Regions from separate parts of the Homo sapiens genome. Here regions 1, 3, 4, 5, 6 and 7 are each linked to region 2. A link is a loop called in an ENCODE intact Hi-C map of the cell type or tissue named here. Cell type or tissue: PC-3. All regions are shown on one strand.

Region 1 (4,000 bases), 710 kb before region 2:
ATGAACTAGGAACCCTTTAACTTGTAAAGATTCAGAGACTACAAGGAAATGCAAAACTGGAATCTAACAGTTAAAACTGGAGAAGTCACTCCTCTGAACATATTGATAGTTCTAATAAAATGTTGTGATTTCCCTAAATGCCACACTTTTTTTTTGATTCTGACCCTGATTTCCCTTCTCTTGAAGCTTAAAGCCAAGTTTTCTGATTTAATACATAATATGATTTTTATGCACTCCTGGTTGATTCTTTTGTCTGCTTTCACCAATGCAAAATGTCAGGCTGGCTTAAGTGTAAAGCTTGTGAAACCCGAAGTTTTGGTTTAGTAATACAGGCTTTCCTTTCAATCTCTGTGGCCAGGAAAAAAAAAAAGGGAGTGTCGGGGAAAACTAGCAGGTTGATACAGATGAGGTTTCTTAAACATGAGGATATAGGGCAAGGTTTACCAAATTTGCATTTAAATGAAAAATACCATCCCACTCTACCATTGATCTGGTGTTTGGTCCTACAGCACATTGTGCAATTGCCTTGCTCCTTTACAAGCAATTTTGTTTGTGCTGAGAGCCGTTCATTTGCGTGCTTTTTTTGTTGAAATTGTTCCATTAAGGAAGGCAACTGCAGGAGAAACTGATGATGTAATTGACTACAGGTGGCTCTTGTTCTTTTTGCCCTTTAAAATGAAGCAAAACTTTTCAATGAACGTGTCATCCATGAGATCTATTGAGAACTTTAATTTAGCAATCCAAATCTTCTTAGTATTTTAGGTTGCTATTTTTTTCAGTATTCCAGGTGACTTAATTTTAACATTTGAATACTAGGATACTTTATGGTAACAATGACCAGCTGTAGTCACTAAGACAGTTTCTCAAAACTGCCTCAAACTTTTTAGAAAGAGATCTGACAAGCATGTCTTTACAAAATGTAATTTATTAAGACAAGAGTGCTCATTTAGCTTTGCCACTTCTTCAGCCACCTCTGAGAAGGTGTCACCGTTGAGAAGGTATAGAAAAGTTATGAAAACGAACACCTTCACTTTGTGTATAAGGAAATGGACAGATAGTGTCAACTCATGGGGAGGTTAGAGGTCACTGGAGCTGGTGCCCCCTTTTAGTTTGGCCTGAGGGAAGATGACCACATATGTAGCTTGACGGACTGTGGCTTTTTTCTAGACAATCCTCTGTGATTCAGACTTTCATGAAAGGCTGGTGGGGGCATTTGTAGATAGGTGGATTCTCCCAGATCTCGCAAATCATACCACATAGATGATCACCTGCTTTCTACCTGACTGCAAAGCCTCTGATTTCTGGAGTCTTTTAAAAGGAAGTGTTCTAAAATCTATATTGGCTCTAAACCTGATCTCATAATAATTCCCTTAAGAACCCTTAAGATATTTCTGTTTACTCACTAGTTTCAGTGTAAACAAAAAGTACTATACAATTCCCAGCTCCCAGCTGCAGAGAAGTTTCATATATTGGTCATTGAAACTGACCTGAGTATGTTTGAAGGACTGGACTTTTTTCATTGTTAATAGATTGCTCTAGGCCTTTGGCCTCTTTAAAACTTAAAAACATTATAAGGAAAGAGGAAGAGAAGGCAGGTGCCTCCCCGGACCCCCACCTCCAGGGAGCTGTGCATTTCTAAAGAACTTTGCAGAAGAGCTGGGGAATTCTGAACCAGTTGAGAAAGCTGAGTCTGAACACTTTTAGAGATAATTAGAATTTCTTTTTCTTGGTCTGCTCTGCCAGCATATGGGGTGACCCTACTCTCCCACCACTGGACTTCCTCCCCAGCCCCACCCCTTGTTCTTTAATGAGAGTCGAGAAATAATTTACCAATCGTAAATTGCTGTTTTCCTAACATAAGGCAAAGTATGCACCATCTAGCTGCTGACCTCAAATCAAGATGCATTTTTAAAAGCACACTGTTCAGGTCCTAATTCTGTTTGAGGTGCCTAGACAAAAAGACATTGCCTTCTTCCGGTGATTCTTTTGTGAAGTCTAGGAGGTCTGTCAGGGGTTAGAAAGACCAGCTTGTCCTAGTTTTTCCAGGACTTTCCTGGTTTTAAAACTGAAAATCCTGTGTAGCAGGGAATCACTGAGTCCCAGGGAAATCTAGATGGTTTAGTCCCCCACTAGGGGCTAAAAACTAACTTGTAGCATTTTCCCACAAAACCTAATTAGGAATGGAGACCGTAAAAGGGAAAGTGATAAATGAGTGCATCTCTTGACCACTAGGGGGCACCAATGGCCTCCAGAAGTTGTTTCCCTACCTTGACGTTTGAGGGTAGGTTCTAAAAACCATAGTAAGGAACCAAGATTTAAAAAGGCAAAATGTCATGGGTAGTCCCTTCATCCTCTTGTGGTGATGATCCAGGTCTGTGCCCTGTTAGATTTTTGGCTAGAGGGACCTCAAATCACTCTTGCCAAGTTGAAAAATTGGCGAAAAATAACCATGTGAAGCCAAATAGAAAGTTCCATTTGGAGCTTGTCCATTAGAAGCTGTGGCCCCAAAGGTGATGTGAAGGAACAAGCAGGCCTGCCCACAGTTCAGGTCGAAACAGTTACTATAGTTCACAAGTCGACGTAGAGGAGTTGTGGTCTTGCCTTGTGACAGGGTTTGGATCTGTGTCCCTGCCCAAATCTGACAGCGAATTGTGATCCCCAGTGCTGGAGGAGGGGCCTGATGGCGGGTGATTGGATCATGGAGAGAACTCCCCCCTTGCTGTTCTCTTCATAATGAGTTCTTATGAGATCTGTTGTTGTTGTTGTTGTTGTTGTTGTTTTCTTTTTTTTTTTTTTTTTGACGGAGTCTTGCTCTGTCGCCCAGGCTGGAGTGCAGTGGCACGATCTCGGCTCACTGCAAGCTCCGCCTCCTGGGTTCACGTCATTCTCCTGCCTCAGCCTCCCAAGTAGCTGGGGACTACAGCACCACCACGCCTGGTTAATTTTTTTTTTTTTTTTTGTATTTTTAGTAGAGGCGGGGTTTCACTGTGTTAGCCAGGATGGTCTTCATCTCATTACCTCATGATCCTCCTGCCTCAGCCTCCGAAAGTGTTGGGATTATAGGCGTGAGCCATCGCGCCCGGCCAAGATCTGGTTATTTTTTTGTTTCTCTTTTTTATTTTTGAGACAGGGTCTCGCTCTGTTGCCCAGGCTGAAGTGCGGTAGTAGAGCAGTGTGATCTCAGCTCACTGCCGCCTTGACCTCCTGGGCTCAAGCAATCCTCCAGTCTCAGCTTCCCAAGTAGCTGAGACCACAAGTGCATGCCACCATGCCCAGCTATTTTTTGTTTGTATTTTTTTGTAGTGACAAGTTTTCACCATGTTGCCCAGGCTGAAATCTGGTTGTTTAAAACTGTGTGGCACCTCCTCCTTTGCTCTCTTCCTCCTTCTCCAGCCATGTAGGATGTGCCTGCTTCCCCTTCACCTTCTGCCATGATTGTAAGTTTCCTGAGGCCTCCCCAGCCATGCTTCCTGTACAGCCTGCAGAGCCATGAGCCAATTAAACATCTTTTCTTTATAAATTACCCCATCTCAGGTAGTTCTGTGTAGCAATGTGAGAATGGACTAATACACCTTGGTTGTTAGAGGTTTGGTGCAGGGATTCTCACTTTTTCTCCATGGCATCCATGGCCATCATGCAAGTCTTTGGAAAATGAGCAGAGTGGCTCTATGCAGGAAGTTTCTGAAATAGGCTAAGTACTACCTGCTTCAGGGTTTCCTCCCTCTGCAAGTTGATGAGTAGTTGACCTGCTGAACTGTGCTGGGGAAAAGTTGAGGATTCCCATGTGGAAATTCAGCTGTATTCATTTTCTATCATTGCCATAACAAATTACACCACAAGCTTGGTGGCTTTGAATAACTCCAATTTATTAACTCACAGTTCTGTTGATCAGAAACTTGACATGGGTCTCACTGAACTAAAATCAAGGCACTAGCAGGGCTGCATTTCTTTCTGGAGGCTCTAGGAGATAATCCAGGTCCTCACCTCCCCAGCTTCTAGA
Region 2 (4,000 bases):
GCCCCCAAAATGTAAATTATCAAATAATCATAAAAGTAAAAATATTGTGCTAATTATTTCAAAAATGACAAATCAAACTGGGAATTGACATATTAAGAACGACATTTTCTATGTCTGGAATTTTTGGAGAAAAAGTTACTATAGATTAGATAATGTTTGAATAACTAAAGCCTGATTCTTAGCAGAAAAATCTCTTTTGCTTTGAAGTATTTTAACTTAAATGTTTCTAAAATCTGCCTTACAAAAAGTATGTCCTATATATCAATTATTGTTCTGAGGTCCAATGAACAAACAAACCCAAGAATGCTGGAGTTTTCACTTAGGTTGGGCCCACCTCCAAGTCTCAAGTCTCAGCTCCTCTGAGGTGGAGACTGCCAGGCATTTGATGGCTGGCTAGAGAGGAAGAAGGAATAGGGCAGAATGAACACTTTCACTTTGGTCTTTAACAGAGGTTTATCTCCATTCATAGAAAAATGCTGCCTGTGACAAGCAGTCCCAAGAAAATTCCATCAAAAAGTGGAATTACACTTTTTGTGTAAAGTGGATGGCACACAGTCATGGTAGAATAAACTTCATAGCTGTGTGGAAAGGTGCTGTAGACAGAGGGGAATCCAATCAATTAACTTTCTGTGGAATGGAACCACTTTCTACAGGGATCAGGAGTAGAAAACAGGGAGGGAGAATGAAAGCCCAAGAAGAAAGGCTGTTTCCCTGTAGCCAAAGGTGGGAAAGAAACCAGATTGTCCCCTACAACATTAGGCAGTGACTCAGTGCAAATCCTCTGAAGGCTTGAATTCATTTTGACTATTATGTGGATACTCAAATGGCTAAAATGAAAACGTCTCCGTCCTTAGCAATATTTTCAATTCAAGATCTGATTAAAAAGCAATGATACAGTCAGCAAGGGCTGTGAAGACCTCTGAACAAGGTAATGCCATCAGAAATAATCGGCTTTTTACAGAAATGGAGCGAGGTTCCCCTACACACAGACTAAGTGTGTGTATGAGTCACAAGCCAATCAGAAAGAAAAAGAGCAGAAACAGAAGAAGTTGTTTAAGAACATAATACATACTTTCAAAAAATTAAAGTTGGCATGGAAAACAGTAGCAATTTGCTGGACATCCTTACACTTAGTTTGCAGGTCACTGGTGTTTTACTTTTGGATTACAAACAGGCATTACAGGGGCCACGATCATTTTTGTGTGAATGGCCTCTAGACATTTAAAGAAGAACTTGTTCAGAAAGCAGGGAGATAAAACTACAGGAGTGAGTAGACCACAACCAGCAGCAGAATTAGGGTGAAGAGAGCCAGGCACTCTCCTCGGACGCAAAATTTAAAGAGGCAACAAAACAATGCAGGAATCAAAATCAATCATGTTTTAATGTACTATTTTTTAAAAACCAAGATCAATGCTAAAAGTCATGATGAACAAAATATCAAAATTTTAAATAAAGATGGAATCAGCGTTCCTGAGCCTTAGGCATGAACAAGCTCAGCTCAGCACTGTTATAAATCCTGTCATTATTTAGACTTTGACAGTTTGTTCATCATAGATTTTTATGCATTAATTTTGATTTTAAAAATATATAGCATTAAAATATTATTTATCCTGATTACAGGCGTTTTTGTGTGTGTGTCCCCTTAAATGATATGCCTGACCTCACCCCAGAGAGATTTAGAGAAAGCTCCATGGATAACTGCTCAGGGCAGACAGAATGCCCGAGACACGGTAATTCACCGTCTGTAAAAGCCACCAAGACACCTGCGATGGTTTCTAAAGTCTTCCCACTTCAGTGTTCCTAAATTAGCTCTAAATACTTACTTTTTAATTCAGGAAAGAAAAACAAAAATCACTGGCAAAAGTCATAGAGTTAAAATAATATTGAGAAGGATTTCTAGGTTAATACCCTGACTTCCATTTCAGAGCAAAATTTTAAGTTTTCAAACAGATCTTTTCCATCTCTGAGATTCCTAAACTCTAGCATGTCTGTGAACTCCTTATTAGATATTCAACTTTCTAAATTCACAGAGACTAAGTTTCTCTATATATTCGGCTTGTAAATCAATGAAGAGTGATTATTTTAAAACAGCATAAACTAGCATTGTTTTTACTTTTGTTTCTACGCGCCAAAAAAGAGGAAATATCCCTTAAAATGAAAACAAGTTTTCTAGCCACAGGAAGAAGACAAAATTCAAGTAACTAAATTATACCTATAAATATTTTGGCTGATCGTTCTAGGGCTTGAAGTTTTAATTAATTGGAAATATTTTACACAACGTTCAGCAATAACATCTATAAACATATAAAATGTGCAAAACTTCTAAAATGGCCTGGTCGTTAAAGTGTTAAAGTATGTGCTAATGGAAGCATAGCGAGGGAGCTCTGCTGAAGATTTCTCTATATGTCCTCACTTTGCAGCATAGGAAAGATTGCTCTGCCACCTATTGGCCTTCCTTATGAAATAGATTTAATCTTACCTGGTAGCAAGCATTTACCTGTTCCTGGACTTGGAGAAAGCCTCAACTTAGCAAACTGCAAGCAACTCCATCTGGTCCTCTCTCAGGCTTTTGGTCAAGACTGGGTCCACCAAGGAAAATAGCAGGACTCCCACTGTCACCTCTGTGGACCCACTCTGAGAGGCAGCGGATTACTCCCCTCAACTGCACTTAAGAAGGCCACATATTCACAGCACAGTGGGCCAGAGGCTGTTCAACAAATGCTTGCTGGCCCCACCTGGACACAACCAGGAATTTAGGCTGAATTAACCTCTCATTCTCCGTACATGGCCTGAACACATTAAAAAAGGATGTCCTCCCCCGAGGTGTTTGGTGGACCAGGATGGCAAAGAAATATACTAATTTAGCTCATCACTGGGTCCCACCCAGGAAATTCTACGAATGTGCGTGAGTTTACTTTGACCAGGTATCTTGACCTGGAATTTCTTGAATTAACTAGAATGAGATGAACCTAGTTGGGATGGGAACATCTAGGACAAAATGATAATTCTTTTTCATTTTCTTTTTTTTTTTTTTGAGACAGGATCTTGCTCTGTCACACAGTCTGGAGTATAGTGGTGCAATCACAGCTCACTGCAGCCCCAAACTACTGGGCTCAAGAGATCCTCTTGCCTTGGCCTCTCAAAATGCTGGGATTACAGGCATGAGCCACTGTGCCCAGCCAATGATAACTCTTGATTTTCTTTTCTTGTTGATTAAATAGCACCAACCACTAAACTTTAACCAGCTGGGTCAAGTAATCAATAATATTTGTGTTTTTAGCAGGGAAATGACTAACATGTAGCTCTAGGCAGTTGACACAGTCTTCTTGGGTATCTCTACCTCCTGCCTACCCTCCCTATCCACAATGCCACCATATTTGACAGCTTCAATGACTTCTCCATCGAGCCTCTCTGGTTCTAGTCTCATTCCCCCACCCCAACATCACCGACTCCTCCTCTAAGCTGCTTCCAGAGCGGTTTTCCAAGATGCAAATCTGGTGACATCATTCCTTCGTTTGAAATTCTTCAGCAGCTCCTCATCCCCCATCAAAGGAACCTCAGATCTTTATCATGGAATATGTGACCTTCTGAGATTTTACCTTCCTTTCCAGAGTCCTTTCCCACCAATCCTTCATCAGCCTAATCAATACTAGCAGTGGGGTGGAAGGAAGATGAGAACTGGTATAGCAGGAATGCTAAGAGAAAGCATCTTTCACTTGAATATTAAAATATTCAAGGGAGAATGAAGTTTTAAAGAGTCTTTTTGAGTCCATTAACAAAGTTAATAGAACAGAAGAACATTAGATATATGAAAAGTCCATCCATGGTGTTGTGAATCCATCCTATGTACTAGAACCACAGGAGGCAGCTGCCTGGCACGTCTTTCAGAATTTTTCAGGACATAGTAAAATTATCTTCATCCTTTTGGTAGCTTCTATTTAAAACACAACTTCAAAGGTCTAATATGACTAACTTCATTTAACAAATCTCTAAACAAGGA
Region 3 (4,000 bases), 510 kb before region 2:
CAACTTCACGGCTCGCCTCGGACCACAGAGCACTTTCTCCCCCTGTTGTAAAAGGAAAACAATTGGGGAAAAGTTCGCAGCCAGGAAAGAAGTTGAAAACATCCAGCCAAGAAGCCAGTTAATTCAAAAGGAAGAAAGGGGAAAAACAAAAAAAAACAACAAAAAAAGGAAGGTCCAACGCAGGCCAAGGAGAAGCAGCAGAGGTTGACTTCCTTCTGGCGTCCCTAGGAGCCCCGGAAAGAAGTGCCTGGCGGCGCAGGGCCGGGCAGCGTGGTGCCCTGGCTGGGTCCGGCCGCGGGGCGCCCGTCCCGCCCGCGCCCGCTGGCTCTATGAATGAGAGTGCCTGGAAATGAACGTGCTTTTACTGTAAGCCCGGCCGGAGGAATTCCATTCCCTCAGCTCGTTTGCATAGGGGCGGCCGGCGGCCAATCACAGGCCTTTCCGGTATCAGCCAGGGCGCGGCTCGCCGCCGCCGGCTCCTGGAATTGGCCCGCGCGCCCCCGCCGCCGCGCCGCGCGCTACTGTACGCAGCCCGGGCGGGGAGTCGGAGGCCACCCCCGCGCCCCGCATCCAAGCCTGCATGCTGGCCCGGGGCCCCGCCCGCGTGCGGACCCCTTTCCGCAGCCACACGCAGGCTTGTGCGGCTCCGCGAGTGGCCACGGTCCGGAGACCTGGAAAAAGAAAGCAGGCCCCGCCGGCCCGAGGAGGACCCGGCCGGCGCGCCGCACCCGGAGAGGCCCGGCCCCGCGAGCCGCTGCAGGCAGGCGCAGTGGCCGCCACGAGGCTCCCGAACCGGGCTGCAGCCCGCGGACGGCCCCAGATCCTGCGCGGCCGCCCAGGGCCAGGCCTCCGCTTCCAGGGCGGGGGTGCGATTTGGCCGCGGGGCCCGGGGGAGCCACTCCGCGCTCCTGCACCGTCCGGCTGGCAGCTGCGGCGAAGCGGCGCTGATTCCTTGCATGAGGCCGGACGGCGTCCGCGCGTGCCGTTTGCTCTCAGCGTCTTCCCTTGGGTCGGTTTCTGTAATGGGTGTTTTTTACCGCTGCGCCCGGGCCGCGGCTCGATCCCTCCGCGCGTCTCACTTGCTGCGTGCGTCAGCGGCCAGCGAAGAGTTTCCTAGTCAGGAAAGACCCCAAGAACGCGCGGCTGGAAGGAAAGTTGAAAGCAGCCACGCGGCTTGCTCCCGGGCCTTGTAGCGCCGGCACCCGCAGCAGCCGGACAGCCTGCCCGGGCCCCGCGTCTCCCCTCCGGCTCCCCGGAAGCGGCCCCCGCTCCTCTCCCCGCCCCCGTGCGCTCGAGCGGCCCCAGGTGCGGAACCCACCCCGGCTTCGCGTGCGGGCGGCCGCTTCCCCCTGCGCCGGTCCCCGCGGTGCTGCGGGCATTTTCGCGGAGCTCGGAGGGCCCCGCCCCCGGTCCGGCGTGCGCTGCCAACTCCGACCCCGCCCGGCGGGGCTCCCTCCCAGCGGAGGCTGCTCCCGTCACCATGAGTCCCTCCACGCCCTCCCTGCCGGGCCCTGCACCTCCCGGGGCCTCTCATCCACCCCGGGGCTGCAACCCAGTCCCCGGATCCCGGCCCCGTTCCACCGCGGGCTGCTTTGTGGTCCCCGCGGAGCCCCTCAATTAAGCTCCCCGGCGCGGGGGTCCCTCGCCGACCTCACGGGGCCCCTGACGCCCGCTCCTCCCTCCCCCAGGGCTAGGGTGCTGTGGCCGCTGCCGCGCAGGGACTGTCCCCGGGCGTTGCCGCGGGCCCGGACGCAGGAGGGGGCCGGGGTTGACTGGCGTGGAGGCCTTTCCCGGGCGGGCCCGGACTGCGCGGAGCTGTCGGGACGCGCCGCGGGCTCTGGCGGACGCCAGGGGGCAGCAGCCGCCCTCCCTGGACGCCGCGCGCAGTCCCCGGAGCTCCCGGAACGCCCCCGACGGCGCGGGGCTGTGCGGCCCGCCTCGTGGCCTTCGGGTCGCCCGGGAAGAACTAGCGTTCGAGGATAAAAGACAGGAAGCCGCCCCAGAGCCCACTTGAGCTGGAACGGCCAAGGCGCGTTTCCGAGGTTCCAATATAGAGTCGCAGCCGGCCAGGTGGGGACTCTCGGACCAGGCCTCCCCGCTGTGCGGCCCGGTCGGGGTCTCTTCCCGAAGCCCCTGTTCCTGGGGCTTGACTCGGGCCGCTCTTGGCTATCTGTGCTTCAGGAGCCCGGGCTTCCGGGGGGCTAAGGCGGGCGGCCCGCGGCCTCAACCCTCTCCGCCTCCGCTCCCCCTGGGCACTGCCAGCACCCGAGTTCAGTTTTGTTTTAATGGACCTGGGGTCTCGGAAAGAAAACTTACTACATTTTTCTTTTAAAATGATTTTTTTAAGCCTAATTCCAGTTGTAAATCCCCCCCTCCCCCCGCCCAAACGTCCACTTTCTAACTCTGTCCCTGAGAAGAGTGCATCGCGCGCGCCCGCCCGCCCGCAGGGGCCGCAGCGCCTTTGCCTGCGGGTTCGGACGCGGCCCGCTCTAGAGGCAAGTTCTGGGCAAGGGAAACCTTTTCGCCTGGTCTCCAATGCATTTCCCCGAGATCCCACCCAGGGCTCCTGGGGCCACCCCCACGTGCATCCCCCGGAACCCCCGAGATGCGGGAGGGAGCACGAGGGTGTGGCGGCTCCAAAAGTAGGCTTTTGACTCCAGGGGAAATAGCAGACTCGGGTGATTTGCCCCTCGGAAAGGTCCAGGGAGGCTCCTCTGGGTCTCGGGCCGCTTGCCTAAAACCCTAAACCCCGCGACGGGGGCTGCGAGTCGGACTCGGGCTGCGGTCTCCCAGGAGGGAGTCAAGTTCCTTTATCGAGTAAGGAAAGTTGGTCCCAGCCTTGCATGCACCGAGTTTAGCCGTCAGAGGCAGCGTCGTGGGAGCTGCTCAGCTAGGAGTTTCAACCGATAAACCCCGAGTTTGAAGCCCGACAAAAAGCTGATAGCAATCACAGCTTTTGCTCCTTGACTCGATGGGATCGCGGGACATTTGGGTTTCCCCGGAGCGGCGCAGGCTGTTAACTGCGCAGCGCGGTGCCCTCTTGAAAAGAAGAAACAGACCAACCTCTGCCCTTCCTTACTGAGGATCTAAAATGAATGGAAAGAGGCAGGGGCTCCGGGGAAAGGGAACCCCTTAGTCGGCCGGGCATTTTACGGAGCCTGCACTTTCAAGGACAGCCACAGCGTGTACGAAGTGAGGAATTCCTTTCCACCAAGAGCGCTCATTTTAGCGACAATACAGAATTCCCCTTCCTTTGCCTAAGGGAGAAAGGAAAGGAAACATTACCAGGTTCATTCCCAGTGTTTCCCTGGAGTAATGCTAGAATTTACTTTTGTCATAATGCAAAATTAAAAAAAAAAAAAATACAACGAAGCGATACGTTGGGCGGATGCTACGTGACAGATTTTTCCAAATTTTGTTGCGGGGAGAGGGAGGGAGGAGAATTGAAAACGGCTCACAACAGGAATGAAATGTACATTTCTGCAGTGGATTTAAAAAGTACTGCTTGGTTAGTTGGAAGAAAAATAATTTCATTGGAAAACAGTAACAGTGCATTGACGTTTTTCTTCTACAACTTTAGGTAAAGAACTATAGGTGGTCTCAGAAGATAACTAAATCTTTTACCTTTTTGCTCTTTCAAAAGCCTCCCCAAAATATGCATAAAGATGGGATTAGAATCTCAACAATTCTCTTAAAATTACCCTTTGCGAGCAATATATTTCCAAAATCACATTTGTAAAAATGCAGTACGTCTAAAAGAATTATTTCTATTTTAAATGACCATTTACATTTTAAAAAATAGAATGTATCTTGCTATGGTTTGGAACCAAATAGCTGCAGTTTGTATTGATGTCACAGGGATGGAAAACAATTTTGATGAAGAGTAACATGTATGTACAAATCACCTGCCATACACACTATCCAGTTTTGAACATTGGAATTTAATTAAACATTTTTTTCTTCTGAAGTGGCTTTGAGATTACTTCACTTTTCAAATCTA
Region 4 (4,000 bases), 180 kb before region 2:
GAGCAAATAAATGTCCTAAAGTGATCACTATTTTTAATACCCAGCTTGACAGAAATGTCTGTTGAGCTTACTGCCAGGTGCCACATTATCACTTAACCAAAAATGTCTATATAAAAATAACTTCCCCCCATTGGAATGGTGGCCTGTATACAGAGAAATCTATTTATGTTTCAGTTCAGTTTCAAACATCTTTGAAAAACAAGCTGAATGGATAGAACTGAAGCAATGTGCGCACCTCTGGAAAGATGCGGCAGATGTTACCTCTTGAATTGGTGGAAATAAAAATGACATTCCTCTCATTTAGGTTGTTTGGTGTTATGCTGACTTTTTAATATAATCTGAAGCAGAAGTGACTTAATGTCAACGACACTATTTCATGGTTATAAAACTTTTGGTTTGAGAAGTTGTTAGCCTATTTTTCTGCTTTCTGGATGTGGATGGCCCTTAGAACAATCTCCCCTTAGAAGGGATGCATTGAGTGTGGAGAAGTGCCAGCCACTGGAACGGGCACGATGCATAGGTTGATTCCTTTAAGTTCCAAGGCAGCTTGAGGCAACTACCCAGAGCAGCTGAATTACAGGGTCCTGCAGGTCCATGTCTCTCTTCTAGGTGTTTACTTCCTCAGCCTTGGTAATGCTCAGTCCCTGGTTCCCAGTGTCCTCTAAACTTGCCCTACAGTGGCACTCATCCTGTATTTCGATTACACCTTTCTCTTGGGGGGCCAGGACTGGGTCATGGCCTTAGGCAGCCACAGAGAGGTCAGCCTGGACTAGGGTGAAAGCAAAAGGATTCTCAGAAATGGGACTTGAGCTCACCAGCAAGAATGTATAGAATTTCAAGCCAGGACAATAGTGTGAAAAGGCTAGGATTAAGGGGTGGGGGACAAATGATGGTGCCTTTTCCTCAAGAAAAAAGGCATAGAATTGAAGGAGGTAATTATTTCCTCCTAATGTGTCTCATTTTTCTGCTAGGCTTCTAATATCACACACAGAAAGTTGGAACATTTGAAGTTTCCTTTCTCCCAAAATAAAAAGCTGATTTTATTCATCGTAATAAATCTATTTACAGCTCATTCATAGGTATTGGTCACTTAATTGAAAACACTAGTATGCATTAAATATTGTTATATAGCCAAATAATTTTTAATTGTCTCAGCTACCAACTTGAAAAATATTTCATTTTCTATAATCTGAGTTAATTTAAATTGCTTTTGTGCTTCGATTGATACAAGTTTAACTTTTTTTCTCATTAAGAAACATTTTACTGAAGTCACCTTTTGAAGAATGTTTCCTTTTCTGAGGTACTAAATCTGTTGGCACTTGACACTACAGTTAGTAGCAAACTTTTTTTTTTTTAGATGGATTTTTGCTCTTGTCACCCAGGCTGGAGTGCAATGGTGAAATCTCGGCTCACTGCAACCTCCGCCTCCCAGGTTCAAGCCATTTACCTGCCTCAGCGTCCCGAGTAGCTAGGATTACAGGCGTGCACCACCACGCCCTGCTAATTTTTATATTTTTTAGTAGAGATGGAGTTCCGCCATCTTTCCCAGGCTAGTCTTGAACTCCTGACCTCAGGTGATCCACTTGCCTTGGCGTCCCAAAGCGCTGGAATTACAGGGGTGAGCCACCATGCCTGGCCAGTAGCAAATTTTGAGAGAAGGAAATTAAATAAAAGTGCATTCATTTTCTTTTAAGCAAAATCTCTAATGAGCTAGTGTAGGCTACATGAAAAGCTGCTTCTTGGCATTCAAAATGTTTAGAGACCAATGTCCTTACACCATGGATGTGCAGTCAAATGAAAGCTTCCTAGTATTCAAGTAAGTGCCTGCAGTTCTAAGCCAAGCTCTTGCACTTACTGCTGGAAGAAAGGCGGATAGAAGAGGCTAATGTTACAAGCTGTTCTTCTCAAGGCTATTAACCTGTCTCCACCTTCTTCCTTGGACACAGAGCCTTTTGATGCAAAGCTGCAAGGAGCTGTGCATTCTTAAATAAACATTTTCCAGTTCAAAGAGCCAGTCCTATGCTTCAATTTAAAGTGAGATTGAAAGAGTTATTTGCTTTCTTGTCCCTTTAGCATAGACAAGCACAGCAAGAGCCCTCATGGGTTCCCTTGTTCAACAGTAACTTCTTTCCAAAGATGAATTAGCCAGGCATAGAGTTTGACTTTCTCAAAGCCACTAATGTAAGGTAATCCTTGGAATGAGACAGGATGACTCCACCGACTCAGGAGGAGTAAAATATTGTCCTTCTTAAGTGAGCACATTGAAATGGCCTACCTATGAACACAGAGCCCTCTAATAGCAAATACAGTAATGCATCAGTAAGCATTATGGGTCTGCAAGATAGCAGTGACTTACACAATAATAGCCCTGCACACTAGAGTGTCCAGAGCAAACAATGCCCTGAGGCACAAGTGCAGGTGGGATGAGGTATGCCAGGGCAGTAACCTACTTACCTGGGCCAATGATGGCAACTGAGAGAAAGAATGTGAGGTCTTCTTTCAGAGTCACTGAAACCTGTGACTCAAACTCTCTGACATACCAGAGGAGGGTGCGAGGTGCTAAAACAGGTCACAAGGCTTGAAGTAGCTGATGCAAACTGACTCAGGGAAGAGAAATGTGTTCAAAAACAGCATGGGGTAGATTGGAATGTCCCAGCCCTAATCTAAGAGACATGTGTCTTTGTAGGGATGACAGACTCTGCCTCAACACATTTTGAATTATCCAGAGCACTGATATTTGCAGACACACTTTGGTTCTGTAATAATGAATAAAGGCAAATTGGTCATTCAAGAGGTATTTGTTGAATATCTTTCATTTTATAGCATTGTTCAGGGACTTGTGAACGCCACAAACATGTGCAAGGACATAGTCTCTTCTCTCATGTTACTTAAAAGGTCTACTCTCTATTTTCAAAGATAATCAGTGGATAGATACATAGATAGATATTGGTAAGAATATTTTCAAAAAATTGCCTAGAATTCTAGAACTTGCCTAAGGTCTCTTGGCATCAATTGTCATAGTCCTCTGCTTTTCAAGGAGACGCTAGACAAATTTCTATGTACCATAGAAAAACTTTTCTGTGGGTAGGGAAGAGCCATCAATCAAGAACTAAATGTATAAAATAGCAAAATAGGGTTTTGAATGCTAGCTTCACCCCTGTGTTATTGTGGGCAGGTTTCTTAACCACTAGAGGCTCAGGTTGTGAGGTTTTTATCCTCAGAATAATATTTTTATAATTTCCTTCTAAGGGTTGGGTGAGGGTTCCATTTACGAATGACTGACCCATTGTAGACACTCTGTCAATGCTAGTTCTTTTCTTTATTCTTACATTTTAACCCACTGGATTCACATACAATGAGTTTACTTAAATCGGAGATCTGACAGTGCCAACTGTGAAATTCTGTGCAAGATGGTTAGACTTCTCTGGCAATATGGTACCAAAGGAATCCTAAAGCCATCCCCCTTCAAAGTATACAAAAATACTGGATAAAATGTTGAATGCTTTCTAAGAGCACGGCTTAAGGAAATGGTCAGAAACAAAGAAGCTGAGCAGGAGCACAAATCCAGATAGGTGACTGGTAAATCTGGCAGCAGCCTAAAGCTGTCTGGCTACTGTTGTAAACTAGAGCTTTGGATTTATTTTATTGGTGAACCGACAGGTTAGGTGACTTCACATAAAACTAGGGTCTTCGAAGATCAGCACCCTTAGGGAAAGGATGAACCAAAATATATTTTCCCACAAATACAAATGTCCAGAAAGTGTATCCAGTACAGGTATCAGTTTTGATTCTGGGAAAAGGGGAAAGAAGTATTCTTTGAGAATTTGTTACCCTCCTTCACACAGGTTTGTAGTCCAATTCACAGTATGCATTGTGGTCTGAAAAACATCAAGCCAAGATTTCACATTCTGGTGCCAGATTGGTGGTGGTTCCTGGTAACTGGCAGAAGTAAATGCAAATCTTCTCAAGAGTAAGGCTCCTTCAATTCAGGTTTCAAAGA
Region 5 (4,000 bases), 250 kb before region 2:
AAGTCAGGAAAAGGCAGACAGTGCTGAAATGGTCAACAGTTCTGCCTTTGAAAGGCACTTTGCTTCCTTCTGTGTCTGGAAATTACACCTGGATCTCAAAGCATCATGTGTTGTTTTTGATAAGAAAGTCTGATGAGAGTGAGTCCATGGTTTGATTCACATGCTACAATTGCTGACAAGTTTCCACATGAATATTTCAATTTAGTGATACTACTAAGCAGTATATTTTTCTTATTTAATTTCATGTCCCCAAATAAATCTTAGGAAAGTAGAAAATGTTTGCAAAATTTTCCTCCACACATTTAGAGTCCCTCCATGCTGGCAGGGTGCCCAGACTGCTGCAGAGTTAGAGCCCAGGCTGGGCTGCTGGAAACGCAACTATGGGACGGCTAAGGTGCAAGTCTAGACCTTTCCTGTCTAAAAGGCACTTTCCGCCCAGAAAGATGAAAATACAAATTGCAATTCCAGATACAGACAATTAAAAGCACTGTGTGTAGTTTCTCTGGATGCTCTAAAAAATTATGTGTGAATGCAAATGTCTCTCCCTTAAACATTGCTATACAATGATAATGGTTTGGGAATAGAGTGCCTATGTATATATTGAAAGCTTTGAACTTACTTTACTATACCAAACTAGTTTGTCAAAATATAACTGTGTCAAAAAGTTATAAAGATGAACCAACCTTTCACTCCCCTTCAAACTAAAATATTAAAATTGATCAAACCCTGACCTCAGTTAAGGGCTTGGTTCTGCCACTAGCTGGATAACAGGAGACAAAGGATGTCAGGGTCACTCTTCTAACAGTTTGTGTGTTTATGTGCATTTTAAAAAATTATGTTCTTGTTTTTCTTTCTCGCCAGCACCCCCCTTTTTTTTTGTAAAGCAACTGATTAAGTAAAGAAAAATCATCTATCTGGTTAGGGAAAACTGGTAGAATCTGAATGTCACTCACTTCTCAGATGGCAAGGATTTGTACAAAACCTTCATATAACAATTGTAAATTGTCACTGCTGTGTAAGACCGTCAAAAAGTGAGTGAGGGCTCAGAGACACAGAGGGACTTCTAGCTCGGCTGTATCGCTTTCTTGTTCTGGGACCATGGGCATTATAAGATTTTGAAAACGGTTTCTTCATGGGAATAATACTTGTATTTATCTGAGATAATTGTTGACAAATATAAACTAGTAAAGTCACAAAAAATGCTTATGAAGGAATCCGGAATATACTAACTTCCCACTTTTATTCATGGTCAGTGTCATCGTCATCATTCTCTTCCTCCCAGGCTAGTTAACAGAAGGGTAAAAACATTTTGACCTACAAACATAAAATAGTCATATCATCCTCCAAAGTAACACAGTTAATACACTATTTCAGAAGCACCATTTTAGACACTTTTTGCCCAGAGAAAATCTTAAAGAACCCTATTGATTTGTTGTTTCACATTTTCCAGTATTCAGAGAAAATCTGTTTAGACTCCCTTGAGGACTACTGTCCACTCAGTAGAACCCATCCTTAATATCTTTCTCCCTTTCCCATCATAATGGTGACTATGGAGTGATCTTCAGAAACCTTAGCACAAATGCAACCCCAGAGATGTCTTCAGAACAAACTAAAACCCACTGTAACATACCTGGAGGAAAAAATGCCACTGGAATCAACTTTCTGTTAATAAAGTAAGTTTTTCCCCAAATATTCAAAGTGTGTAATACCTGTAAACACTTTCTCCAAAGCCACTTTCAACCCACAAATAATATTTTTATGATTAATCATAGAGAGAGAGGGCAAATATATGCAGAACTATGTCACACTCCCTCAACCGAACTTTCTGGTCATTTCCCCCGTTAGGGTTGGGAGAGGAGGGGTGGTGCAGGGGATGGAGAGAGAAGGTCCTTTGTCTGGAACTTTTCATTACTGAGGGGTTTTACCAAAGAAGCAATTCTTTTCACACGCTATGTCTCACCTTGAGTTCTTATCCGCTGGGGACATAGTTGATCAATGATGTAATTCTACAATTATTTAAGGATAGTGATTCTTTTATTCTCACAAAGGGTTTGCTGAAAATTAAAAGAAGCCTGCAGTCATTTATTTTAATCTCCCAAGATTGTTTATTGTTCCTACAAGTCAGGACAGCCTCATCTTTGGAAAACACATTCCAGGAGAAAAGCTGATAAAATGATCGCATTGTTAGATGGGTGGGGTTTTGCAAGGTAGAATCCGTTGATGGTCTTTTAAAGCAGCACTTTATATTTTATCTTATGGTATTTCTGAAGTGCATGGATGGTCATTTGGTGCAAATGATAACTGTTCATTTACCTTTAGAGACTTTGTAATCATTGAGAAGACAATAAATGTATATAAATTATAAACTTCAATAATAAGTTCTTGAAAATGTTCATTTCCTGTGCCATTTCCTTCCTATGCATTGCCATACAGCTCTTTGTATGTATAAATGAGGAAGAAGATATGCACTTAAGATGATTTCTTTGAATATTATAAGCCTCCCCGCTTCCAATACAATTAATCACCTTCCCATGTGTGATGGAAACTGCAAAATACTTTTTTTCCTTGTGTTATAAAAATATCCCTTGATTGTCAACTTTTAGTTTTTAAGTGCTTTGATCTACTTTGAATGTGAAGAGTGCAGGGTCCCCAAACTAAGTGGGTGGCCTCCACCCTATGGTGTGAGAAAAAGCTGTGAATTTTCCCCCTTATTTTTTATGTCCATGGGTTTCTTATTTAGAGGAAAATTTAATACACAATTGGTACCTTTGCAGTTAGCTCACCCAAATGTTATTTGTTTAAGAGGTATTTGATGTCCAACATACCGAGTGATTTTTTTTTTTTACAAGACTTATTTAAGCTCTTTTCCTAGGAAAAAGATGTTGCCTTTCTGCCAAGGGCATATTATCTTCAAAAACTGGCATTTTTAGCCTTTTTTCCGCAACTTGAATTTTCCACATCTTAAATTGTCTCAGGTCTGTGAACTGTAGATTGGGAGAATTAGAAAAGATCTTCCTTCCTAGTAGCTGACATTCCTTGCTTAGGAAACTTTACACAGTCTCCCTCATTTGATGGAAAAAGCAATCATTAAGCATTAATGGGAGAACAGCAAAATCTTCAAAATCTGACTCATTTTAGATAAACACTTTCTAGCTTTCAAATCTATTCTAAGCCACTATAATGCTCACCATGTTTAAAATGGAAAGAAATACTTTCCGAGGTAAATACCCAATGAACCGAAATAAATAGAAATCCAGTTATGATGAAAAATATTAAAGGAAAAAGACTAAATGAACTTTCAAACCCTCTAAAGAGAGAGTAGTTCACCTGTTATAACACGTGTAAGGAGGTGAATAAATTGTGTCAACTAATTTCCCAAATACAAGATCAACTCTCATATCTATAGGGGAGATAACTAATTGAACCATGACCCCAGCAATAAAATTCAGCACATCTCTGAAGATGAATATTAACGTGGTTTGGGAGAGAATGTGCTTGAGATATTAATGTTTTTAAGAACCAAGTTGTGGTTTCTTAGGCTAAAATTGCATGGCTACATTTGCTGTGCCAAGAATAGAGTTTCATACTCTCCGAAAACAGCATGACTCCAGTGAGATGTTTGGTCGGGGATCCCAATCGTGTAAGATACTGTGCAATTATGTCTACTTCCTTCCTGTCCCTAAATTCTACCAATTCCAAGTGCCTTTGGAACAGTGTGATCAGCACTTAGATAAAGGTAGTAAGGGCCCACCAGTCCTTGGATGTTCTCCTGGGCTTCATGAAAGAAAAGTCTGCAGCAGGTAAAGACTGGGGTCAATGGCTCCCTCAGTCCAAACTGGACAGCCTTGGGAGGAGGCCACTCATGAAAATTTGGCTACAGAGATATGTTAGCCGTCTTTGTAACCAGTACTTTAAAAATAAAATACAATAAAATAAAAAGATTCTTCAAGAGTACTCATGCAGGCCTCAGTGTTAATGTCTGCTCTTGGACTTGAAAACA
Region 6 (4,000 bases), 140 kb before region 2:
ACACAATGTTCTGCCTGTTTGCATTACTAAACACAGGAGGTGCAATGGGGAAGCAGGCTGCTCATAAAAATGAGTTCAGACGCTTGCTACAGACGTGACAAATACCAAGCTGATTTTTATGCAGGGAATCCTGTCTCATTTTATGTGAAAATAAGGTAATAAGACAAAAGGAGCTATAGGACTCCAATTTTAGCTTTTTTAAAAAAAACAACATAGCCATACTGATATCCTATGAATCACTACCCCTGCAGTGGAGTCATTTTTTACGGGGTGTGTGTGTGTGTGTGCGTGTGTGTGCTTGTGTGTGTGTAGGGAGAGAGAGATCCCTCTCTACCCATTAGTATAAAAGTTGGATTTCTCAACAGCTTGACAATACTGGAAACGTCTCGTCAGTGGTTACTCCATCATGATAAGTATTATTGTGTGATATTTTTTTTCTTAACAGAATGAAAACAGATGTCATTTGATATTAATGCCTAACCCCAAGTCAATGGTAACAATTTAAGAAGATACTTGAAGAAAAGAAATGAAACTGTAAATAGAATTGTTATAAAGTAAAAACTTCAGGAGTTTATTTCATCTTTTAAGAAAAATCAGTTCCATTTCTTTCTCTCTCTAGAGAGGTAGACAAACACACACAGAAATTCTTTCTCACTTGGAAAGGGTAGCGCCATTTAACTACTGTAGTCATGAGATGGTGAGGGTGGTAGCCAGGAATGGCCCTAAGTGATCAGCAGGATCAGGGAGAGAAAAAAAGCACCCTGTGAGAATGCTGAAGGGTTTGGGAAGTGTTTCTAACATTTCACCAGTCGTTTTTACTTAGCAGCTTTAGATTTTAGATTAAAACAGAGGAGAGATGAGGAAGGCAGACACCAAGATGGGGAATAACAGGGCAGGAGCAACAGAAACAAACAGACACATTCTCAAAACCCATTTGTTTCTGTTACTGGGGCTATTCTCATTCCTTTCTCTTTATACCCCATTGATACCCCGATGTCCTCTTCATTTTCCCCAGTTGTAGAATTTCAGTTGGCCTCTGACGCCATGAGAAGAAACGAACTCAGTCCAGGCCAATGCAAACGTTTTCCTACAACTCTCTCCCACTTTCCCAAACCCTCCTCCCCCAGCAGTGTCTTCTAATGGCTTCTGTACTCTTGATTTAAATCGCCCTAAATCCCATCCTCTCTTCTACTTGATCCTAATGACTAATCTGTTCTGCCAAGAAGAGATGACACTTCTTGTCAGCCCTTGCCTTCCTGTGGTCAAAATTAATTCGTTCACCCAACATTCATTAAGCACCTACCATGAGGTAGACAGTGGCAGGCAACGCCATCACAATCTCTGCCCTTGAGAAACCGCCACAACTACAGTGCTCTATCATTCTATACGAATGCAGACGGCACAATCATTCTCTTTTGAACCTAGAATATATATTTTCAAAGGTTCAGATCTAAAAAATTGTTTAATGAATTAAAGTACCTAGCAAACTCTCCTGGTCAAAAATAGCCATTTAATTTACCAAACTCTATTTAATGCAAGGATTTTATTCTTGGGAAAGGAAACTAATTCCTTTTCTATTGTGGCTTTCAGCCTGGTCTGACTATCAGAATTAGGTTTTGGATCTAATCACAAAATTAACTTGATGATAGCAAACACAAATCGTCAAATCAGATTTTTCTACCAAATAAATGCAATGGAAACAAGATCTCTCCTATCTACGGAAACCATGATCTCATGCTAGAATTTTAGGGAAATAAAGCTTGAACCCTAATGACTATTCATATCAGGAAATATTATTTCTTGTTTGTTGAAATGTCTACCTGTAAGGAACAAATCTAAGATACTTGCCTTTAAAAAGTTTAAAAAATAATTTGAAGAAAAAAAAAGGAAAATAGGTCTTGTGTCAGTGTTGAGTTAGTTCAGGTAATTATGTTTCTTTCTCCTAAAATAATCATATTTTGTAATTAAAAAACTCACAACAGCCTTTCATCGTATTTTTATACATTCCCTTCTGTGTTATTGAGAAACTTGTATAAGCTCACAAAATATAAGTATGCTCTGCTTCTCATGTATTTTTTCCTTTGGATGGTTTTGATTTGTTTTTATTGTTGCTCCATTGAGTAACTTTATAACACCATAACATTTTGTAGAAAAGGATTCCTAGATGAATGAAACCTTTCTGAAATCCTAAAAATCTTACCTTTGCCAAGCTAGCCTTACTGGCATGAAGCCTGCTCCACTTCCTGGTTCTGACCAATAATTTTCTATGCGAACGTCATCATCAAAGCTTGCAGGACAACTTGTGTGGAGCATTTCCAGATACCCGTCCTCCCCTCTGTTATTTCAGTCAACAGCTGCTCAGCCTGTTCTTCCCATCACCGTTCATGATTGCGTTAGACAAAAATCCACCTTTAAATAAACTGTGAAAACTGAGAACGGCAAAGCAACCAGTGGCAACTAAGAGGCACTCTGCTGTTATCAACCTCAGCTCACAGTCTTGGGCGCATGCCCAGCAGGACTAAATTCTCTATACAGCAAGGGAGAGTTTCAGCTGACCTGCTGTGAATGCCCCAAGTGAGTCACTGCCGTTAACTCCATCAGTGCCACTTGCTGTCTACTTGGACATTTCTGAACAGCTGCTTGGCTCTAATGTCGACCTCTAACTGGAAATATGGCCTCGTCTGACTCAGTTTCAGAAGAGAAAAAGGGGGAGGCAGAAGGGAGGAGAGAAAACACACATGCCCACTCTCAATCCAGATTGACAACTTTGTTTTTTTCTCATTGATTGTGGTAGAAATAATTGTTGATGAGGTGGAAATACTAAACCCAGTTTGTCATAGTTTCTCTATTTTGTCTCTTAATATATTCCTCATGAAGTTGGATTGGGATCTTCTACTGAAATTATACGCTGCTGTGGAAATTCACAGTCCTTAAGAGCTCACCCCATTTCCATATTTTGTTTTTAACATATCCACTGAATTTTCCAAACACAAAAGTGAATATTTCTTTTATTCTAAAAATGTTGTTCATAATATTGAGAATCCATTTAGAATCAATCAACATTTTTGGAGTACTTGTTAGAACAGACTTCTGGGGTAGACATTAAAAAGGATTCTGAGAAATATCAGACATGCTTCCTGGATTCAAGAATTTATAATAAAATGAAGAGAAAAGGCCTTGTTCAAACAGATGGCCCAGGAACAAGATGAGACAGTGTGCACAGAAGTGTCACATGCCTGCTACAGCTACTAGAATCTGTGAGAGCTCAGAGAAAGGCTCTGGGCTGGTGGCTTTAAATCCAGAATGATGGTAACTGATACTAACAACTGAAGTGAAATTGACTTCATAAACATGGACGATGTGTCATAGCTGGGCATGCAGCCCAAGTGTCTAAGTTGAAGACTGAAAAATGCTCACATGGCCTCAGTATTTCATTTCAGCAAAAATCCGTGATTTATATGTGTATTGTTGTATGCACAGGCACATGTACACATGTTTTTAAACTCTTATATTGCCAGAGACACTGAGGAATTGATCATGTACTTATTCTCCTGGGATCATTTACTATTGTGTGGACAGTGAACAAGCACCAAGCCGGGTTTCTGGAGTTTAACCCAAAGAAAGACAAATAGATGAAATAGCATAAGGCTTCTTCCATTTTGAAGGTATCTTCTACCTGCTGTTTTTATTTCTTGAAAGGAGATTTCAGAGGAGAATAAAGATAGGTTAATTCTTAGTTTTATGATGATAATAATATAACTATAGATTTTCTAACAGCATTTCAGCATTTGTAAAGATTTTTCTTGAACAGTAAACAGAGGAATGTTATTCCATGATCATTGGTGCTTTGAGTTAATTTAGCTCTCTGCATTATTTACTCCACTTGACTGCAGTTTGAAGTTGAAGAGAGCATGGTCTCCGGTGCTTGGATAATGCTTCCTATGGAATATGTGAGTAGACTTAGTTACTCTTAAAGTCATCAAATGAGATTGGACCACAA
Region 7 (4,000 bases), 350 kb before region 2:
CAGCGCCGCCTTGGCTGTGGGTTGGTGATGCTCACCACGCTGCGAAACCCTGTGGTTTGCATTCAGTGTGATTCGTCCTGCCTGCTGACCACTATGCTGGGTTCAGACTTCTGACACTGCCAGGCTACCCAACTTGTGGTTCTGTGGTTGTTTATGAGGCCCAAAGAAGTTTTCACACAACCCAAATTACAAATTTAACTGTTCCCCTTTCCACAGCCCATCTCAATTGGTTCTTGCCAATCATGTGACTTAAGTGATGTCAATTTTTTTTTTTCTTTTCTGAGCAATGCCCTTCCTTCCCTCCACCTGCCCTCCCCCAGGCTGTGCAAGAAAATAGCCGAGTAGACTTTGCAAGAGGGGGGGATGTAGAAAAAAGTGACTCAGTCACTTATTATATCTCAATGGTCTTTGCTGATTTAGTACAACTCGGCTCCTGTTGTTATTTGTGGTTTTTGGAACTACTGATTATTTTGATAAAGATTTCATTGCTGCTTATTCAATAGTAATTCAACGCTGGCATCAAGCCGCTGCTCCGACAGGATGTGGATCCCATCATTTAAAATGCTAGGCATCAGCTCCGGGAGAGTTAAGTCCTTGGTAACGTCTATCATGGCATAAGTGAAACTATAAAAGGGAAAAATAAATAAAAAGAAATGTTTTGGTGAGAGTCTGACCCCTACAACGGGCTGGCAACTCACAGGTATTTTAAAGCCTGGGAAAGGGAAAGAATTTTACTTTTGAAATAAAAGGACTGTTTTAATGAAACCAAAATTATGTGGTTTTATTCCCCCTAAATGGACAACTTTAGTATGTATCTCTTTCAGTAAAGAGATAAAATCATAGTACAGTCTTAACACACACACACACACACACACACACACACACACACACACAAATTAGGAAGCTAAAGGAAAACAAAGCAGAGAGAATTTCTGTATTTGGGACAAAGCAGTGGTTACTCTGCAGATGTTTATTTGTATTGTCACTTGGGAAAGCTCCCTGTATTGCCTTTCTCTAGTTCAATTCAAATCAATAGGCTAATTTACACCTGTAGGTAAAACTACACTTTGAGCACATGAGGATGCCACAATAGAAGGGGAACCAGGAGGAGACACTTCTCCTGGGGCTGACTAATGAATATTATATAGCGCGTCCTCTACCTTAGAAAGACATGCCTGTTTGAAGATGCTAAAAACAGGATAATTTTGTAAGTGGGCAAACCACTGTGGTCACACGTATTTCATTTTCCGGCCCCACTGGCTTTACCTGCTGACAACTAAAACGTCATTTTGTTTTGTAGTTCCAAGATGAAGAAAGGCTTATTTTCCTGATTTACTACCTTATTCATTTGGCTCTGCTCTGCCTACATCCGCCATAGCACTCTGCGCACGTGAAATTTCGACACATAGGGTCAAGAGAACCTGTGTGATGATGGGTTGTAAATGCCAGTCCTGGATTCTAAGCTGCAGTAGCCAGCACAGGCACTTCAGAAAGGCTGAACTCCCACAACACTCCCTCGGTTTTCCCTCATCCACTTAATTTCACACACACAAAGACCCACAACGATAGTAGCTTCCATGGCACAAGTCTTTCAAAAGGAACAGACACAATTTTTACTTACTCCTGTTTTGACTAAAGCAGGAATTGAAACTCAACAGACCGCTTTCTCTTACACTTGTGAGAAGTTAGCTGGCCACATGTTGACACTGCTAACATCTAAAAAAGAATAATAGTGCTACATCTCTTTTATGAGGCTCGTGAATCTTTAAATGTGATGCGTGTTTCATATTGCTTCTCAGTGCAAATCCCCTGTGAACATAATGAACATAATGGGCCTGTGTTGTTACCCTCCCTAATAAAGTCAAGCCTGAGTTGAACCCCAAACCAGGTTCATTTTTCTCTCCCACACTTAATATTCCCTGGAAGGGCCCTAAGAGCCGAGGGCTGTAATGTGCAGCTGCCACTGCAGAGTCGACTCACACTTAATAATGACTTAGCAATTCAAGGGGCCATACAGAATATCCTTGGGAGATTTAATTTTAGAAACTCCCCAGATGCTTTTAGCCTTAGGTGTCCAGATGCTTAGGAGAAGGGTTTGGATGAGGCAGTGAACGGCCTGAATTCTCAACTTTTCTCTTTGGGCCTAGCTCTAGCCAGATATCTATTTCTTCCAGTGGGGTCTTTGTAGGACAGGTTAGAGTGTAAAGACACTCTAAGGCTGGGGCTCGTTGAAGCCTCACTATACGCTGTCATCTTCGGGACTGAGGTTTCAACAGGGCACCAGGGGGCAGAATACAAAGGCCTGCACGCTGGCCCTGCACGGCCTTCCTGGGCGGGGTTAACAGCCACGGCAGCCGCAGCATAACTTCGCAGCTTGGTGAGGCAACAGTTGGAGCTTTTCTGGGCACCCTCCAGGTCATGACAATAAGTAAAGCCTCAGCCAGCTGCTGGTGAACTTGGCCTTACCACTTCCCTAGGAGCCCAAGACAAAAGGGCACGTCTGTCATCAATGAACCGCCTGGAGAAATACTTAATCCTAACTTAACTAGAACGGTTTAGGACTCTTTAAGTTTGTGTATTGACCCACACCCTCTGTCCTAGTTCCTGCAAGTGACTCAGACCCTGGGTTTCTGGCTTGGGGATTGTACCCAAGAGTCTGCAGTGGACTGTGGCTTTGCCAAGGAATTGGATGACAGTTTTCATTCTCGCTCATATTGGCTGCAGCTTCTAAATGCCACCATGGGTGGGGGGGCGGGGTGGGGAGAAAATGCTCAGGTGTCTTTTTTAATGGCCCTATGAAAATACTAGAAAGGGTTGACAGATGTTTACCTGCATAACCCTGTAATTAATGTATAGACTTCTGTGTGCAGTCCAATCCAATCAAAGCACCCTCTGTTAGGGATATTCATTACATGATTGCCGCATGCTATCTCTGAACTCCACATGTCTATTATAAAGTAGATTCTCTGGCCAGAAAATGGAGGCAGAGATGGACCACCCAAATTGGATGGAGTCTAAAATCCCAGGAGGACAATGCTACTGAATTTTCTCTATGTAGCGTGGATTTTCCTTATTTTCTAAATCTGTTTTCTAACAGATGTCCTATCCAGAAACTTCCATGCTATGCTGACAGTGAGGTCAGGGATGATTTTTAAATTGGGACGTAGACATCAAAGCTTCATGGGATGACTATAACCTGCTTTTGGCAAATCCAATGGTTTGAGACAGCTAGGGAGCCCTAGAAGCCCAGCTATTAAAGATGTTCTTTCCTGGACACTCATGATGGTGCCCACACAGGACACATCTCTCTTCCGCACAGGCCTCTCACTTCTTTAGATAAAGGTGCAATTCAAATTTAAGCTACCCAAGACTTTATTTTTTTTGAGACACAGTCTTGCTCTGTCGCCCAGGCTGGAGTGCAGTGGTGCGATCTCAGCTCACTGCAAGCTCCGCCTCCCAGGTTCACGCCATTCTCCTGCCTCAGCCTCCCGAGTAGCTGGGACTACAGGTGCTCGTCACCACGCCCGGCTAATTTTTTGTATCTTTAGTAGAGACGGGGTTTCACCGTGTTAGCCAGGATGGTCTTGATCTTCTGACCTCGTGATCCACCCACCTCGGCCTCCCAAAGTGCTGGGATTACAGGCGGGAGCCACCGCGCCTGGCCTCAGTATTTACTTCTTAACCTTTCCTAGATGAAGAGGTATTGTTGGGGAAATATGATTTCAAAAGGAAAAAAGAAAGAAAAAAGGCAGACATTGAAACCAACCTGCCACTTGAATGTTATGTAATGATATGAAGAGCAGCTAGGGAGAATTATTTCAAATGAAAGAGTTTCAACTGCTTCCTCCTCTGCTTGCAGACTGCAGGTGAGCAGTGTCGATGGCACCCAGGAACTTGTTGAGACTCTGCATTGCGGGCTGTATCCCAGGCCTACTGAATGAGAATCTGTATTTTTACAGTTCCTCGGGTGATTCTATACACATTAAAGTTTGAGAAACAT

The links. A loop is a pair of places that touch in the nucleus more often than their neighbours do. Peaks named below come from ENCODE experiments on the same cell type or tissue, not always from the same donor. Only the 100,000 strongest peaks of a DNase experiment are listed, where the experiment ranks them.
Region 1: a loop joins it to region 2, with 6 times the contacts of the local background. A loop is called at or near these places in 15 of 110 quality-filtered maps.
Region 3: it touches region 2 in a loop (23-fold over the local background); 70 of 110 quality-filtered maps call a loop at or near these places.
Region 4: it touches region 2 in a loop (4-fold over the local background); 10 of 110 quality-filtered maps call a loop at or near these places.
Region 5: it touches region 2 in a loop (4-fold over the local background); 4 of 110 quality-filtered maps call a loop at or near these places.
Region 6: a loop joins it to region 2, with 6 times the contacts of the local background. A loop is called at or near these places in 11 of 110 quality-filtered maps.
Region 7: a loop joins it to region 2, with 13 times the contacts of the local background. A loop is called at or near these places in 58 of 110 quality-filtered maps.

What each region holds. Positions count from the first base shown.
Region 1 is chr21:34,691,194-34,695,193 of GRCh38, forward strand. All of the region lies in intron 1 of CLIC6 (chloride intracellular channel 6), which reads left to right. Among named protein-coding and RNA genes, the nearest start is that of CLIC6, 24 kb to the left of the region's middle. In PC-3, a CTCF peak has its summit at 2,228 (motif pointing right); a DNase peak (open chromatin) is centred at 2,238; H3K27ac peaks cover 318 bases.
Region 2 is chr21:35,398,187-35,402,186 of GRCh38, forward strand. All of the region lies in intron 2 of LOC100506403 (a long non-coding RNA gene), which reads right to left. Among named protein-coding and RNA genes, the nearest start is that of MIR802, 320 kb to the right of the region's middle. RefSeq lists a silencer at 2,305-2,599. In PC-3, CTCF peaks have their summits at 2,441 (motif pointing left) and 2,451 (motif pointing left); a DNase peak (open chromatin) is centred at 2,435; H3K4me3 peaks cover 270 bases; H3K27ac peaks cover 607 bases.
Region 3 is chr21:34,888,359-34,892,358 of GRCh38, forward strand. All of the region lies in intron 3 of RUNX1 (RUNX family transcription factor 1), which reads right to left. Among named protein-coding and RNA genes, the nearest start is that of RUNX1-AS1, 54 kb to the left of the region's middle. RefSeq lists an enhancer at 1-29 and silencers at 190-869, 1,170-1,969. In PC-3, CTCF peaks have their summits at 1,834 (motif pointing right) and 2,052; DNase peaks (open chromatin) are centred at 383, 1,473 and 1,813; H3K4me3 peaks cover 2,297 bases; H3K27ac peaks cover 2,280 bases.
Region 4 is chr21:35,215,268-35,219,267 of GRCh38, forward strand. All of the region lies in intron 1 of LOC124905015 (a long non-coding RNA gene), which reads right to left. Among named protein-coding and RNA genes, the nearest start is that of RUNX1, 170 kb to the left of the region's middle. RefSeq lists an enhancer at 1,835-3,034. In PC-3, no CTCF peak of the experiment used is centred here; a DNase peak (open chromatin) is centred at 2,474; H3K27ac peaks cover 3,268 bases.
Region 5 is chr21:35,145,693-35,149,692 of GRCh38, forward strand. No RefSeq gene overlaps it. Among named protein-coding and RNA genes, the nearest start is that of RUNX1, 98 kb to the left of the region's middle. In PC-3, no CTCF peak of the experiment used is centred here; a DNase peak (open chromatin) is centred at 1,869; H3K4me3 peaks cover 488 bases; H3K27ac peaks cover 3,334 bases.
Region 6 is chr21:35,254,265-35,258,264 of GRCh38, forward strand. No RefSeq gene overlaps it. Among named protein-coding and RNA genes, the nearest start is that of RUNX1, 210 kb to the left of the region's middle. In PC-3, no CTCF peak of the experiment used is centred here; DNase peaks (open chromatin) are centred at 27, 277, 2,427 and 3,367; H3K4me3 peaks cover 2,048 bases; H3K27ac peaks cover 4,000 bases.
Region 7 is chr21:35,049,133-35,053,132 of GRCh38, forward strand. It overlaps RUNX1 (RUNX family transcription factor 1), which reads right to left and starts at 170. Exons shown (of 9, transcript NM_001754.5): 1 at 36-170. RefSeq lists an enhancer at 1-12. In PC-3, CTCF peaks have their summits at 2,255 (motif pointing right) and 2,454; DNase peaks (open chromatin) are centred at 359 and 2,469; H3K4me3 peaks cover 1,587 bases; H3K27ac peaks cover 3,402 bases.